Linked DNA regions of Mus musculus: region 1 is linked to region 2. The links are chromatin loops, found by intact Hi-C in ENCODE. Cell type or tissue: left cerebral cortex. All regions are shown on one strand. Links, peaks and the distances in the headings refer to the core of each region. The heading gives the core; the rest is flanking DNA.

Evidence for each region. A loop is a pair of places that touch in the nucleus more often than their neighbours do. Peaks named below come from ENCODE experiments on the same cell type or tissue, not always from the same donor. Only the 100,000 strongest peaks of a DNase experiment are listed, where the experiment ranks them.
Region 1: a loop joins it to region 2, with 2.1 times the contacts of the local background. A loop is called at or near these places in 16 of 42 quality-filtered maps.

What each region holds. Positions count from the first base shown.
Region 1 is chr15:102,655,638-102,658,545 of GRCm38, forward strand. Gm4544 (predicted gene 4544) reads left to right here and starts at 1,835. Exons shown (of 2, transcript NR_166829.1): 1 at 1,835-2,141. In left cerebral cortex, for the core only: no CTCF peak of the experiment used is centred there; DNase peaks (open chromatin) are centred at 1,213, 1,872 and 2,092; H3K27ac peaks cover 1,869 bases.
Region 2 is chr15:102,548,994-102,551,901 of GRCm38, forward strand. Atf7 (activating transcription factor 7) reads right to left here. Exons shown (of 12, transcript NM_001310067.1): 6 at 2,411-2,568. Among named protein-coding and RNA genes, the nearest start is that of Npff, 26 kb to the left of the region's middle. In left cerebral cortex, for the core only: a CTCF peak has its summit at 1,419 (motif pointing right); no DNase peak of the experiment used is centred there.

The sequences.
Region 1 (2,908 bases), core at 110-2,609, 110 kb after region 2:
TTGTGGTGATTGGGTAAGGGAATGATAGATAGGAGGGAGACAGAAAAGAGGCAAGAAAGAAATCACTTGAGATGCCATGATCTTTTTTTACCACTAAAAGGGATCTGGACTTTGTAGTCTATTTAGTTACTGGAACTCATTCAATGTTTTTTTTTGTTTGTTTGTTTTTTTTTTTTTTTTAGCAGGAGGGAAATTGATCAAGTCCATGATTCCAAAGATAATTAGAAGCAGTAATGTGGACCGAAGGGAGACACTGGAAGTCAGAAGAAACTCTGAGGAACTTCCTGATTTTTAGGAGATGGCCCAGTACCCAGTATGGTGAATAGAACCAGGCTACCACTCATTACAGACTGAACTGCATAAGCTTCACAACTCTTATGCTTAAGTCGCAAGTAACCCTCTGTGCCTGCAAATATGATAGTGGGGAATGTGTGGACACAGAAGCACACAGAACAATGCCAGCTGAAGGCACAGGTCTACTGCTGTAACTATGAGCATCATGTGTTGCTGTTCCCCAGAACAGGGTAGACAAGATGGCCCAGGAGCCCCCTTATTTGTTTCAGTTCATTGGAGTCCTGGTCTCATGTATCCCAGGCTGGCTGCACACTCACAATGCCTCCATGGCTGGTTTTGAACTCCTGTTCCTCCTGTCTCTCCTAGGATCAGAGGCATTTGACAGTATGACCAGCTGTCTTCGAATCCCTTTATTAGGAGACTCCTTACAGAGCAGCCCTGACATCATTTTGCTCTACCAAAATGTAGTTTTGGGGGAGGCCAGGGCAGTAGTGAGGTGTTCATGTTTGAGGCAGTCTACTGTAGTGTAGTCTGGCTTCAAACTCTCTGTGTAACCAGACCTGGCCTGGAACCTCTGCTCGTCTTGCTTTCTACCTCCCAAAAGCTGGAATTGCAGCCACCCCACCATGCCCAGTAAAAATGCAGTTTCTTTTGCAATTGAACAAGAACTAATAGGACCCTCAAAGACAGGAAGGTGAAAGTCAACTTAATGAACAAACTGTATTGAGAGGAGAATCAGAAAGAAGGCAGTGACAAAGCTAGAGAATGTGCCAGAAGCCTCAGGCTCCCCAGCTACTTCCTTAGGTAGAGGCTTTAAGTTGGGGGTTGTCTTCCTTCCAGCATCATAGGGAAACCCGACAGAGGCCTCACCAGTCTTTCCAGGCAGGGAGTTCCTTGCCAAAGCAAACACTCCCAGTTCTCCGATTGTGCTCAGGCCGGGGTAGGGGAAAACAAAGATCTCTTTCTCTTCTTCCCCAGTGCTATAGCTGCAGCCAAAGGCGGTGTTTACACAATCTTCCCCAGTGAGGAATCTGTTCCTTTCCTCTCTAGGTTGCAGCTGGAAAAGATTGAGTTCCTCCTTGCTGTTCCTTATTCCAGAGTCTCTGGGCAGGAAAGGTGCCCACTTCTTGACCTTCCCACCCTATGCACTCAGAAGTAAACTCTAGGGACAGGACAGGGGAGTTTGACAGCCTATCAGGCTGGGAATGGGAGCAGAGCTCAGAAGCCCAGCTTCTGTCCCAGCTTCTGATTCTCTTCATTCTCCTCCATTTCCTACATCCGAGATACATTTCTACAAGAGAGTCAAATGATCAAGTCCCAGGGCAGACTGGATTATTCTGAAAAGATGATAGCAGGTTAGTAGGTAAAGTGCTTTCTAGAACTTTTCCTTTCACCTTCAGTGTATTATTAGCTAGATCTAGCAGGGCAAGCGTCTCTCCCATATCCCCTAAACAAAAGCAAGAAGGGGAAAGAGAGTGGTAGAGTCTAATTTTAGTGCTGGCAGAGAATCCTAGTGTTAAGTTACTCTTGGTAAACTGGTAACTAAGAAGCAGCAGAGAGAAAGAGAGAGAGAGAATTTATAGTCTAGCTTTCCAACAAGTCATTTTAAAACCTAATTTTGTGCTGGGTCTGCAGCTCAATGGTAGAACATATGTTCTAGCCTGGTGATACCTTGGGTTCAACCCCCAGAGCCAAAATTAAAGCAAAGCAAAAAAAAAAAAAAAAAGAAAGAAAATCAGATTAAAGCTGTGCTAATTTCACTTATTCTGTGGCGTCTCAGGGAGGCAGATGCAACCTCATTTCCCAAGGGAAGGAACACGCAGCCCAGGAAGAGAACACAAAGCTCGGTGAGTAACTGGAGCCCCAGATTCTGGATCTCTCAATCCATATTCCACAGGGTCAAACTGTTTCCCGAAAGCAGCAGGAGTCTTTTATGGTTTTAGGTTTTTGTGGTTCTAGGGATTGAACCCGGGGCCTGTTTGTGCTGTATAAGCATTCCACCACTAGAGAACATCTCTGGCCCTTGAGTCTTTTGTACTGAGTAAACTTTCCCTGCTGTAAAGTTTTTCCCTGCCTCAAATCCCTATTGACTGTTGCCCTGTTGCTAAGGGAGCCAGGCTAGATGTTTATTACTCTGCTGCTATGTTTTGGAAACTTGAAGTTACTGCTTCAGGTGTTGGGAGATGTGGATAGAGAAGCCATAGGGAAGGGGGTGGGGGGGGCGGCGGCACAAGTCTGCTTAACTCAGAAACCATTCCTTCACATTATACAAACACCTCACTCCAGCCAACTTCCCCACCCCCACCTCAGCAAGATGTGCAGAGAGAGTCTTTCTGTAAAAGCAGCTTTGCAGTTCCTGGAAGGCCATAATCCACCATGGTTAAAAATATCTATCACAGGGCCAGAGCTGTGCCAGCTAAACTGAGCGTGCTCACAACCCCTCAGAAAATGACGAGTGTGGTAAAACAGACCCAGGAGCAGGGAAATGTACCTGTTTTCAAGATAGCCACAGGGATGGTAATTTTAAAAAGTCTCCACTGAGAAACCTCAGAAATTGTCCAGATTTCTTTCCCAGTTGTATAATGCAAGGACAGCCATGTGCCACCATACCTGG
Region 2 (2,908 bases), core at 160-2,659:
TTCTGAGTTCGAGTCCAGCCTGGTCTATAAAGTGAGTCCCAGGACAGCCAGGGCTATACAGAGAAACTCTGCCTCAAAAAAAAGAGAGAGAGAGCGAGCAGGCTGAGCAAGCCAGGGGAAGCAAGCCAGTAAGTAACATCTCTCCATGGCCTCTGTATCAGCTCCTGCTTTCTGACCTGCTTGAATTCCAGTCCTGACTTCCTTCAGTGATGAACAGCAGTATGGAAGTGTAAGCTGAATAAACCCTTTCCTCCCCAACTTGCTTCTTGGTCATGATGTTTGTGCAGGAATAGAAACCCTGACTAAGACAAATTGGTACCAGCATAGTGGGGTATTCCTGTGACAGCCTGACCATGTTTTGGGGAGGACTGTGGAAGGACTTTAGAACTTTGGGCCAGAAGATCCATTCGGTGTTAAGAGTTCTGTCAAAGTTGTGTAGGAGCTTGGAAGATAATGTTGAGAACAGTGCAGAAGATGAAGGCCTGGCTTGTGAAATTTCAGAGGGAAGATTAAAGACTTTTTTTCAGGGCCGTTGCTAGTTTGATTGTGAAGATTCTGTGGTTCTGGTTAGCTGGGGCTGAAGAATCAGCTGTGATTAACAAGATACCAGAACTACTAAAGCAAAAACTTTGCATTACTGGGACTATTGATGCTGGTTAGCTGGAGCTAAGAAATTAGCGGTGATTAAGAAGAGACCATCATCACTGAGGTGACATCTTCTGGGAAGTGTTTTCTGAGAGCACAGAGGCTGTGTTCCAGAGATAGCCAAGGTTGTACCTTGTGCTGTGGCTGGACTTGGTAATGTGTAAGAGTTACCCAGGTGGTACTGGTTTTGAAGGCATAAAGGTGTCACGCAGAGCAGCTGAGGTTCGGCACTGTGAGAGGCCATGGAAGGCCATTGGTGAAGGTGCAGCCTCAGTTGCAATAGATGGCCCAGGACTGAAGGGGTCATGCAAAGGAGTTGAGGCTTGGCACCATGAAGAGAGCCTATGAGAGGCTTTTGGTGAAGCCTAGTTACAGTGGAAGACAGCAGCGTTTTGGAGATGCCAGTACCATGAGATGACCACCAAGAACAACAGCAGCAGCAGCAGTGGAGTACAGGCAGCTGGAGCCTAAAAGACAAGGTGTGTGCTACAAAGGGCATGGCTGGAGAAGTGACCCAAGCCCTTGGAGGAGCCCAGAAGATCATGAGTTGGATCCCAGACACTGGACAGTTGGAGTTTAATTTTTGCTTTTGATTGTGACTGCCCTGTCATTTTTCCCTCTTGAAGGAAGAAAATATTTTAGTGGATCCCACAGTTAAGAGACTTTTAATTGTAAAAAGTCTTTGGATTTTAAAAGATATTGGATATTTTTTTTTTAAGATTTATTTATTTATTATATGTAAGTACACTGTAGCTGTCTTCAGCCGCACCAGAAGAGGGCATCAGATCTCTGTTACAGGTGGTTGTGAGCCACCATGTGGTTGCTGGGATTTGAACTTCAGACCTTTGGAAGAGCAGTCGGGTGCTCTTACCTCCTGAGCCATCTCACCAGCCCGATATTGGATATTTTAAAAGGATTGTGGGACTTTTAAAGTTGTTTAGATCTTGGGGATGAATAAGAACTAAGGGTTGAGGCTTACTAGTGATGTGTTTGTGTGTCAAGTTGACAAGGGGTCAATTGTACTGGCTGGTTTTTATGTGTCAACTTGACACAGCTGGTGTTATCACAGAGAAAGGAGCTTCAGTTGGGGAAGTACCTCCATGAGATCCAGCTGTGGGGCATTTTCTCAATTAGTGATCAAGGGGAAAGGCCCCTTGTGGGTGGCACCATCTCTGGGATGGCAGTCTTGGGTTCTATAAGAGAGCAGGCTGAGCAAGCCAGGGGAAGCAAGCCAGTAAGTAACATCCCTCCATGGCTTCTGTATCAACTCCTGCTTTCTGACCTGCTTGAGTTCCAGTCCTGACTTCCTTGGTGATGAACAGCAGTATGGAAGTGTAAGCTGAATAAACCCTTTCCTCCCCAACTTGCTTCTTGGTCATGATGTTTGTGCAGGAATAGAAACCCTGACTAAGACACAAGCCTTGGAGTCTTAGAAAGATCATGTCTCAAAACAACAAATCTGAGAACATCAAAAGTTTCCATTTTTATCAAACAATTTCAAACTGTAGAAAGATTCAGAATGGCTGAACAGACAGCTCTCCTTATACTGTAGAAGGTCAGTTCAGTTTATGGCACCCACTTTGGGCAGCTCACAAGCCCAGCTCCTAGGCATCTGACAGTGCCTCTGGCCTCTGAAGGCACCTGTACTTATGTGCACACACTCACAGGAAGCCACACCTATACATAACTTTAAAAGATAATAAAAATAAATCTTAAAAAAAAGGAAAATTATGATTTTACTGTTTCTTCTACTCTCTGTACTTACCCTATTTGCCTGTTGGATGGTGGAGCCTGTGTGATGACAGAGGTTGGGGAAGGAAGAGTTGGATGAAGTGGATCATAACCTAAGTGGAGAGGCAGGGAGCCAGGACGTACAATGGTAGGTGTAGGGGTAGAGATCACAACCGGTTTTGTGGTAACTTCCTAGGAAGAGGAGACAGTAAACCACAGAATGTTTTAAGAACTGTGTATATGGAAATACAATGATTTTATTGAAAGAGTATTACAAATAATTGTGACCCAATTCCATCACAATCATATACCCATACCTCATCCGTTCAGCAGGAATGATGATTTAAGAACATTTCAGAGATGATGGCTATACCAATGAGATGACAACTGGAAAATCATTTGAAATCTTTGGAGCTACACTATACCATATAATAGTATAGTATCATGTGAATTCTATGGCTTTTCTACGCTTGATGAAGTGCCCTATGATCTTCAATTGTGAAAAAGGAAGGTATACTTTTTTATTGGAAAC